2 separate regions of the Mus musculus genome follow, and region 2 is linked to region 1. The links are chromatin contacts, found by Hi-C in ENCODE. All regions are on one chromosome and are shown on one strand. The core of a region is the stretch at or near the end of the contact, and the rest is flanking DNA. Distances in the headings are between cores, read along the strand shown.

What was found. Hi-C counts contacts between places; a loop is a spot of excess contacts on that map.
Region 2: a loop to region 1 is called in a map of ES-E14, with 3 times the contacts of the local background. The contact joins the promoter of Evx1os here to the promoter of 5730596B20Rik in region 1. A Hi-C loop is called at or near these places in 6 of 37 maps with a recorded cell type or tissue (ES-E14, heart and left cerebral cortex).

The regions. Positions count from the first base shown.
Region 1 is chr6:52,175,729-52,179,838 of GRCm38, forward strand. It overlaps 5730596B20Rik (RIKEN cDNA 5730596B20 gene), which reads left to right and starts at 1,427. Exons shown (of 1, transcript NR_163848.1): 1 at 1,427-4,110. The region is part of intron 3 of Hoxa3 (homeobox A3); the gene reads right to left. The region is part of intron 1 of LOC115490409 (a long non-coding RNA gene); the gene reads left to right.
Region 2 is chr6:52,312,366-52,316,198 of GRCm38, forward strand. Evx1os (even skipped homeotic gene 1, opposite strand) reads right to left here and starts at 2,467. Exons shown (of 4, transcript NR_038163.1): 1 at 2,406-2,467; 2 at 939-1,205; 3 at 388-465. It overlaps Evx1 (even-skipped homeobox 1), which reads left to right and starts at 1,133. Exons shown (of 3, transcript NM_007966.4): 1 at 1,133-1,906; 2 at 3,373-3,629. The coding sequence starts at 1,480.

The DNA of each region.
Region 1 (4,110 bases), core at 177-2,676:
GGCGTGCGGGCGGGCGTGCGGGCGTGCGGGCGTGCGGGCGTGCGGGCGGGAGACCCCAAGGCCGGGACTCGGCGGAGAGCCGGACCGCTGGCTGCTCCGGCGGCTGGCCCCCGGCGGACTGGGGCGGCTGGACCCCCTCCCCTCCCCTCCCCTCCCCCACGCCCGCCCCCGCCCTACCCGCGGCCGCGGCCCCAGATAAGCGCTGGCGCGGCCGGGCTCCGCGGGGCTAGTGGCACCGACTTGGGTATGTTTCTTATGAATACTGCGCCGAGCAGGGGTCGGTCGGGGGGTGCGGTAAGGGGTGCCGGGGCGGGCGGGAGGGGAGAGCAGAGCGGCTAGGGAAGCGCCGGCGTGGGGGGATGGGGCTGAGGCGAGGGGAGGAACAGGAGCAGAGCGAGCTCCGCGGCAGCGGGAGGAGGGCGGCCTCCCCCACCCCACGCCCTCCCTCTCCTTCCTAGGCGTCACTAAAGTCCAGGAAAATTATGCTAATGAGGACAAACGGCTTTCACAAAGGGGCTCTCTTGTGGGGTTCTATTTTTTAAGAATCTGTCTGAGAAACCACGCAATTCCCTGCCATGGACATTTTCATGGGGTGGGGGGTGGGGAAAGAAGAGAAGAAGAAATGAGTTGCCCTGACTTTGGGCAGTTTTCTTCACCTGCCGCTCCCAATACAGACACCCTAAAGCCAGTCCCTGTGGTGTAGGGCCTATTTCCAGACACCTCCCAAATGCAATTCAACTGCCTTTGGTTAAATTTCTAGGCTTAACGGAAGGAAGTATCCCAGGGAGATGGACAACTGTCCCTACAGTAAAATGAACCTTTGTGGGCTCAGGCACACACAAAGATATTCAGAAACTTAAGTCTCCACCTCTTGTGTACCCATTGCACAGTACCGGCGGGCACGGAAGCAGGTAGTCCATGAGGAAGATAGCTAAGGAACCAACACAAATGGACATCCGGGATATTTCACCCTCTAATTAGTTGAATGGCCTTCCTTTTGCTTGGTTGAGGAAAAGCCTACATTTGCTTGGTAATATGCCACAACGTTAAAGAGGATGGGGTCGTTCCCAATGCCCCGTTCAGCTTCCCAGCTTCAGAAACAAACTCCTCCAAAGCACGGGGGGGGGGGGGGGCGGAGAAGAGAGAAAAGGAGCTTTCGTGCAATTCCGAGGCGTCAACGAGGGTCCCTCTCAAAGGAAGGTGTTAAAAATATAAGTAGTATGTTTAAACTGTCAGGGAGCCAAAGTGTCACCTTAGAGCAAAAACAAAGCCAGGGGGGAAAGGGAGAAATCAAAAAAGCACTCCGGGCCAGGGTGGCCTCATGCATACCAATGGTTTTTGTCATTTATGGCTGGGCAAGATTTATGACTCGGCTCCCCAAAGCTGTAAACAGAGCACAAAACAGCAAACACTTGCTCCTTATGGCAGATTGCAGCGGCGCAACTTGAAAGGGAAGAGCCCGGGACGTGTAGGAGGTGAGAGCCGGCCGCAAAATCCGCTCGGCCGCTTTTTCTCTTCAAACCCTCAGGGTCGGATGTGGCATTTGAAGAAAGAAGGCGTGGGTCAATAATCAACCCGCACTTTCTCCTCCAAACTGCTGACGCGACTCTCACCGCCTTCTCAGCTAAGCCAGCTGCAGGGAAGGCCGTGAGAACCAGACCTAGGAGTGGACTGTCTGAGCCAAGGGGGCTGAGAGCGTTGGAGCAAAGGGCTAGGGCGTATGCAACGCATACCTTTCTTGCACCACCAAATCAAGCAGCCCGAGTGCCAAGACCAGGCCGGACCGAAGGAAGTGCAGGAGCCGCGGGAGAGCTCAGCTCCGTGCGCCCTCGACTAGCACCTAGGTGGCTCTGGGCGGTGGGTCCCAGCCGGCAAAATAGAGCTCTGATTTCAATAAGCGGGTCTGGCGTCCTGGCACATAGATTGCGGGTACCCGCGGCTCATCTGAAATCCAAAAGGCTGGCTTTGAAGCAAGCATAGGCGAGATTGTTAAAATTAATAATTTATAATAGCAAGGTTTTGTTGGCTTGTTACTGGGTTGTGATCGAAGATTCGCTGCTATTTGATATCCATTTCTAGAAATTGCTCACTGCCGCTTTCCAGGCGAATCCCGCAGTTCCACAGCCTCTCCCAAACCACCAAGCTTTTCTTTGCTCAGCATCCGTGGGCTTCCCCATCTTTTCTAAGTCCCGTGATTTCCAGAGTGACCAGAAGAAGCGTTTTCTAAGGCACAGAAGAGTACTTGTAGCAACGGGGTGCCTGATGGAACCTTTCTGCCATTCAAGGGGTGTCCTGCCCATCTCTGAGGGGGCTCACCGCTCCAAGACTCTCTGTGCAAGCCAGGGAGGAAGGTGAGGAGTAACTTTTGGCAAGAAGTATCGTTAAAATCCAAAGATGGGGAGGGAAGGTATTGAGGAAATATGCTGGCCTATGAAGATGAGGATGGAACTTTGAGAGTCCAGGGGACCAGTCTTTCTAATAGCTAATCGTTTGGCCATAACCTGGGTGGCTTTAGCTCTTTCCTGGGAGGGGAGAGAAAAAGCCAACTGTGCTCTATGAAAGCAGTTATTGGCTTCTTACTGTGCATGCTTTTTATACAGAACCAGGCTGGAGAGTCTGTTGTTAGATATTTATTCTCTTGTCGGCACTGAAGCCACAATAAAAAGATGCCTCTAACAAACCTTTACTCCATTTCTCCTTCTTTCTAGTGAAACTATATTATTTATGAGTCTTTAACTGGGTCAAAAATGCACCAGAACTGGGTCATAAATCATATGAAATGCTGACAAGTAATTGAACAGCAATTAAAGCTTACATTTTATTTCCAAGGGGTGTTTTAGAGCACTCAAACAGCCTCAGTTAAGCACAGTTACCACCGAGGTCTGCACGAGGGAGGGCAGAATCCACCCTGCCTGGGGAAGTAAATCTCACTCAAGTCGGAGAAGCCTGGTTTGAATTTTTTAAATAAAGGAATATGAATATTTTTTTTTAACTAAAGAAGGCAAATTTGATTCCTAACTCCTCACAGGGATCTCTTTATCTGCTTCAAGGAGCAAAGTAAAGACTAATTTCTTTCACCTTTCCAAAGACTTTCACTCTTCCCAGGAGCAGAAGGTCCCCAAAGCCCAATTAGCCCCAGCCTGGCCAATATTTTGGAGCGGAGCAGTTTAACTAATCTCCCTCCATACAGGCAATAGCTCCCTTTCAGGGGATATAAAGCCAGAGAAATGTTGTCTCTGCTTGCTAAGGACTACAGCTACAGAATTCCCTCCAATCTTGGGCACATAGGCCAGTTCTTTAACTCTCCAGGCTGGCTTAGGGTGTACAGAAAGCACCCAACCCAAAAACACTGGTGGGAGCTCAAACTAAGCCCCAGACCCCCTTCTGCAAATCACACCGACCAGACCTCCGGGCAGCTGGCATGCTCCCCAGCACCCCAGGCTTCTCTCTCTCCATCCCTCCCAGGCAGCTATTGCTCTGGAAACAATGGCATGCCCTCCAGGTTGGACTCACTGGGTCCGGCATTGGGAACTCTGCCTCCCCCCCCCCCCAACCCAGCACTGAACAAAGTGGCTGGAAGCATCATCAGTAAAATGGCAGTGTGTCTGCACATTCTCCTCATTGATTTTCCTCTTACATTTGCTCAGGCTGCTCAGGTCAGCCCTAACCCTTCACCCTGCTCAGCAAACACTGGCCAAATGGAGAGAGACCCCCTTTCTCAGCTACTGGCCCACACCTTTGTCATAAGGTCTGGCCCTTCTAGCTTCTTGCTGGCCACCTCTCCTAACCAGAGCTTCCAGCCACCTCTGCTGCCTGAGAGAACCCTACCTCCGTCTGGAGCTTAGCTCCTGGGACTTCAGCCCTTCAGGTTGCAGTGGGACAAAGCAACCCCAAAACTAGAGACTACTAGGCCCATCTTGTAGCCCCCAAGTGCCCTCTTCTTTACATCCCACAATACTTTCCAGGGAATTAAACTCAGAGTCTGAGGAGCTACTGGGAATCTTTCAAATGCTTTCAGTTCTAAAACAGAAACAAAGGAAGACAGAGGGAGGGTGAGGGTCCTGTGCATGATCCAGGGTCTCCTTGCCTGACCTCTGTCTCCCACAGCCA
Region 2 (3,833 bases), core at 1,217-3,716, 140 kb after region 1:
AGTCCCTTCACCCCGCCTACTGCCTGTTTTTGTTTTTTGTTTTTGTTTTTTGTTTTCCCCATGACATTTCAACAACTTTCTCTCCTACCTCTAGCTTTGGACACAGAAAATCTCTTTTGGGTAGAGCCCAGGAGAGGACCCTGCAAGCTCAAACCCTGCTGATACTCTTTGCCACACAATCTACCCACAGCTGCCCTAAAACCATCAGAGAAGGCCAGCACCTTCTACCTGGGCTCCTTCCGTACTACCAGAGCAGGGGGCCGGATTGCCAGCTCCTTTTCATTAGAACACGCCGTTTGTGGCAGAATTCGTTGACTCTGTAGAAATACCTAAAATACAGACAGAAAAAGAAAGGCCAATCTTAGACCCTTTCCCTAACCGACATACCTGAAATAGCCCGGAGATAAGCCAAACCAAAAGATGTTTTCTTCTATGAAGAGCCAATCCAAATTCAAATCAGGCCATCTAGATAGAGATAATTAACAACAACAACTCATTGAACACTTCGAATTTTAGCCAGGTGATCTGGGTGGGGAGAGATTTTTCTTCTTCTTCTAAAATCGAGGAACACTGTGTTAGCACACAAGGCCGGTTCTCAAAGGGGAAAACGATATCTTTTGGCTGTTAGGGGATGAAAATAAAGTTTGGTTCTTAGGAGGGAGACAGATGGGGTTGGGGAGATGAGGGAGGAACGGGTACTTTAGGCTCAAGCTCCCCAGACAACTGAGGTGGAGGGTACCTTTTCAGTAGCTGGTTAAAAAAAAAAAAAAAAAAAAAAAGACAAGCGGTTGTATTAATACTCAGAAAACCTGGGTTTGTAAACAGCTTCCAAAGAGTAGCTATGGATTCTTTCATTAGTATTAGATCTAGACACCAGGTTAAGAAAACAGAAGTCAAAACAACAATAAAATAAAATTTCAAAAGCATTTTTCAATTACCAAGTCCTGTTGCCCCTGTGGAACTCGCTGCGCGCCTTAAGCGCTCCCTTTTCTGTGTGCGGAATTCCATTTGCATCCTCTGTGTCTGGGTGTCTCCCTTTCCCAGTGTGTGTGTCTCTCTGTTTTCACACTCTCCTCCCCATTCGAGCGAGGCCCACACCTGGCGCATCACTGCCGAGCCATTAGCTGCGGGTCTCCTTTCATCTTCACTGTGGCAGACGTTTCTATTTATCCACTTGCGTTCGCCGAGTGGCGTCACCAGCGGTACTGTAATGACGATTGCAGCAGGAGGATGACAGCTTAGAAAGAAGAGGGCAATGGGGCTTCCTCCCAGAGGCGGTGCGGCACAGAGGAGCGCTCGCATCACAAGGTGACCCTAGCTCCCCACTGCCATCTCCGCGGTCGCCGTCGACACGGCGCTGGGGCTACCCGGCGCCTGCCTTGTCGCCTTAGCTCCTCTTCTCAGCCAAGATCCCAGGGAGCCTGGGATTAGGAGCTTACTTGGGGGTTTTCCCCCTCCCCCCCTCTGGAGAGTCCGGGGATGGAGAGCCGAAAGGACATGGTTATGTTTCTGGATGGGGGTCAGCTTGGCACTCTGGTTGGTAAGAGGGTCTCTAATTTGTCCGAAGCCGTGAGCAGCCCGCTGCCTGAACCGCCAGAGAAGATGGTGCCCCACGGTTGCCTGAGCCCGCGAGCCGGCCCTCCGACTTCCCGGGAGCGTGGCGGGGGAGGCCAGGAGGAGGAGCCGGTCGATGGACTAGCAGGCAGTGCTGCAGGGCTGGGCGCCGAGCCACGGTCTGCTGGAGCGGCCATGCTTGGCCCGGGACCCCCAGTCCCCTCCGCGGACAGCCTCTCTGGCCAAGGGCAACCTAGTAGCTCAGACACCGAATCGGATTTCTATGAAGAAATCGAGGTGAGCTGCACCCCAGACTGCGCCACCGGGAACGCCGAGTACCAGCACAGCAAAGGTAGCCACCTTGCCCCTCCGCTCCCCGGTCCGCCCACTCCACCCACAGTTCCCTTCATCTCAGGCCAGGTGCAAGATGCTCCTTTCCCTTGGGGCAGGATGGCTGGGGGTTGGGTGAGTGGGGCGGGGGCACCTGAACAACTCTTTTGCTCTCTGCACCTTAGTGTGTGTGAGGGCTCTCGTGTTATCCCATTAGAGTGACAGTTGTGCCTGGACGAATGTCAGCGTTGGCACAAGTCTTGACTTGAGGGGTCCAAAACGCACCCCAACCTCCCAACCCCCGAGTTTTGTGGGAATGATTCAGCTAAGACGGAAAGACACATCCGTCGGGTAGGGCAAGATCAAACGGTTGTCCGGGCAGTTTGACTGGAGGGGAGCAAGGCACAAGGAGGCGCGGAAGCCCGGAGAATATAAAGGACCGTAAAATCGTGGCGGACTCTGGTCTCCGGAGGGCTGCAGCCCTCCGACCAGTTTGCACGTCGGTCAGAGGTCCAAATTACCTTGTCACTTCCCGGGCTGGCGGCGCCAGGTCGGAAATGGTCCCAATGGTCTAATTGCCTTTGGTCTCCGGTTGCATTTGAAAAGGCGGGGATTGGGCCCTCCCCCTCCCTCTTTCCCTCAGTCTCACTTCTCCACCCAAAGGAAAAGCAGCTGCAGGGGGGCTGGAGCCCCACCCTCCTCTGGGGTGGGTCTAAGGGGTTGGTACTTTAATTACACTGCTCCTTCTCACCAGGGGCTAATGGGAGTGGGGGTGGATAGCTCAGAAGGGAGTCTCTCTATACCAACAATATCCACTCCTAGGAATGAAAGACTGGAAGCCCATCAGCAGACACACCTCCACAAAACCATGGGAATGGGTGGGAAAGGCTTGCCTCTACCTCTAGGCCTAGGCAGCCAACACCACCTTGTTAAGTATCCACCTCCATCTCCTATCATCTTATCATCTATCTAACCCAGCTTCTCTACCATACCATGTCCTCACAACCCATACTCAAAATATACCACTCCTGCAATAGGTGCAACCCAACACACATCCCCACACCTGGTACTGGCATACTGGTGCACACACACACAAGATCGAGGAAGCTCACTGTATGTCCAACAAGCTACAATACATTAACCTCAAGAATTCAGTGTTCCGGCACATCCTTACCCATCCCTACCAACACAAGCAGAGAGTTCAGGGGATATGCCCTTTGCTGCACCCAGGGGCAAGCGGAAGGGAAGCCTTTAGACCCAGTATGCCTTAGGTCCAGGTCTTCCAAACAGCCACTTTAAGCCTGCCCCAAACCTTTTCTGTGTCAAGACCTCTCCGGTGAAGCTTCCAGAGCCCCAGCAGAATCAGTGACTGAGGAAGCTAAGGGGTTCTCCTTCTAATGCCCCTCCTCCAGCCTGAAGTCAGCATTTGTTTGTGTATTTGTGTTGTGTCTCTGTATGTGCACCTGTGTGCTCTGGGCTCCTGTGCAGCGCCAGGCTCCGATGCTCTGGGTAGCAGTCCTACCAGTGGCAGCGAGGCCCCCAAGAGTAACGGTGGCAGCGGCGGCAGCGGCTCTCAAGGCACCCTGGCCTGCAGCGCCAGTGACCAGATGCGCCGATACCGCACGGCCTTTACCCGGGAGCAGATTGCAAGGCTGGAGAAAGAGTTCTACAGGGAGAACTACGTTTCAAGACCGCGGAGATGCGAACTGGCAGCAGCCTTAAACCTTCCTGAAACTACCATCAAGGTAGGCTGGGCTAGGATCCTCGAGGTGGCTATGTACCTAGGTTAGTAGGAAGGAGATGTCAACGGTCTACTGCAGCTGAATCGTCTGGGCCTGGACTCTCCAATCTGGTACACTCAGAATTTCCCTCTGACAGTCCATAGTCAGCCACTGCTGCCAAGATTCCCGTCCTTTTCCTAGGCAAACAGACTACGGAGACAGGTGACT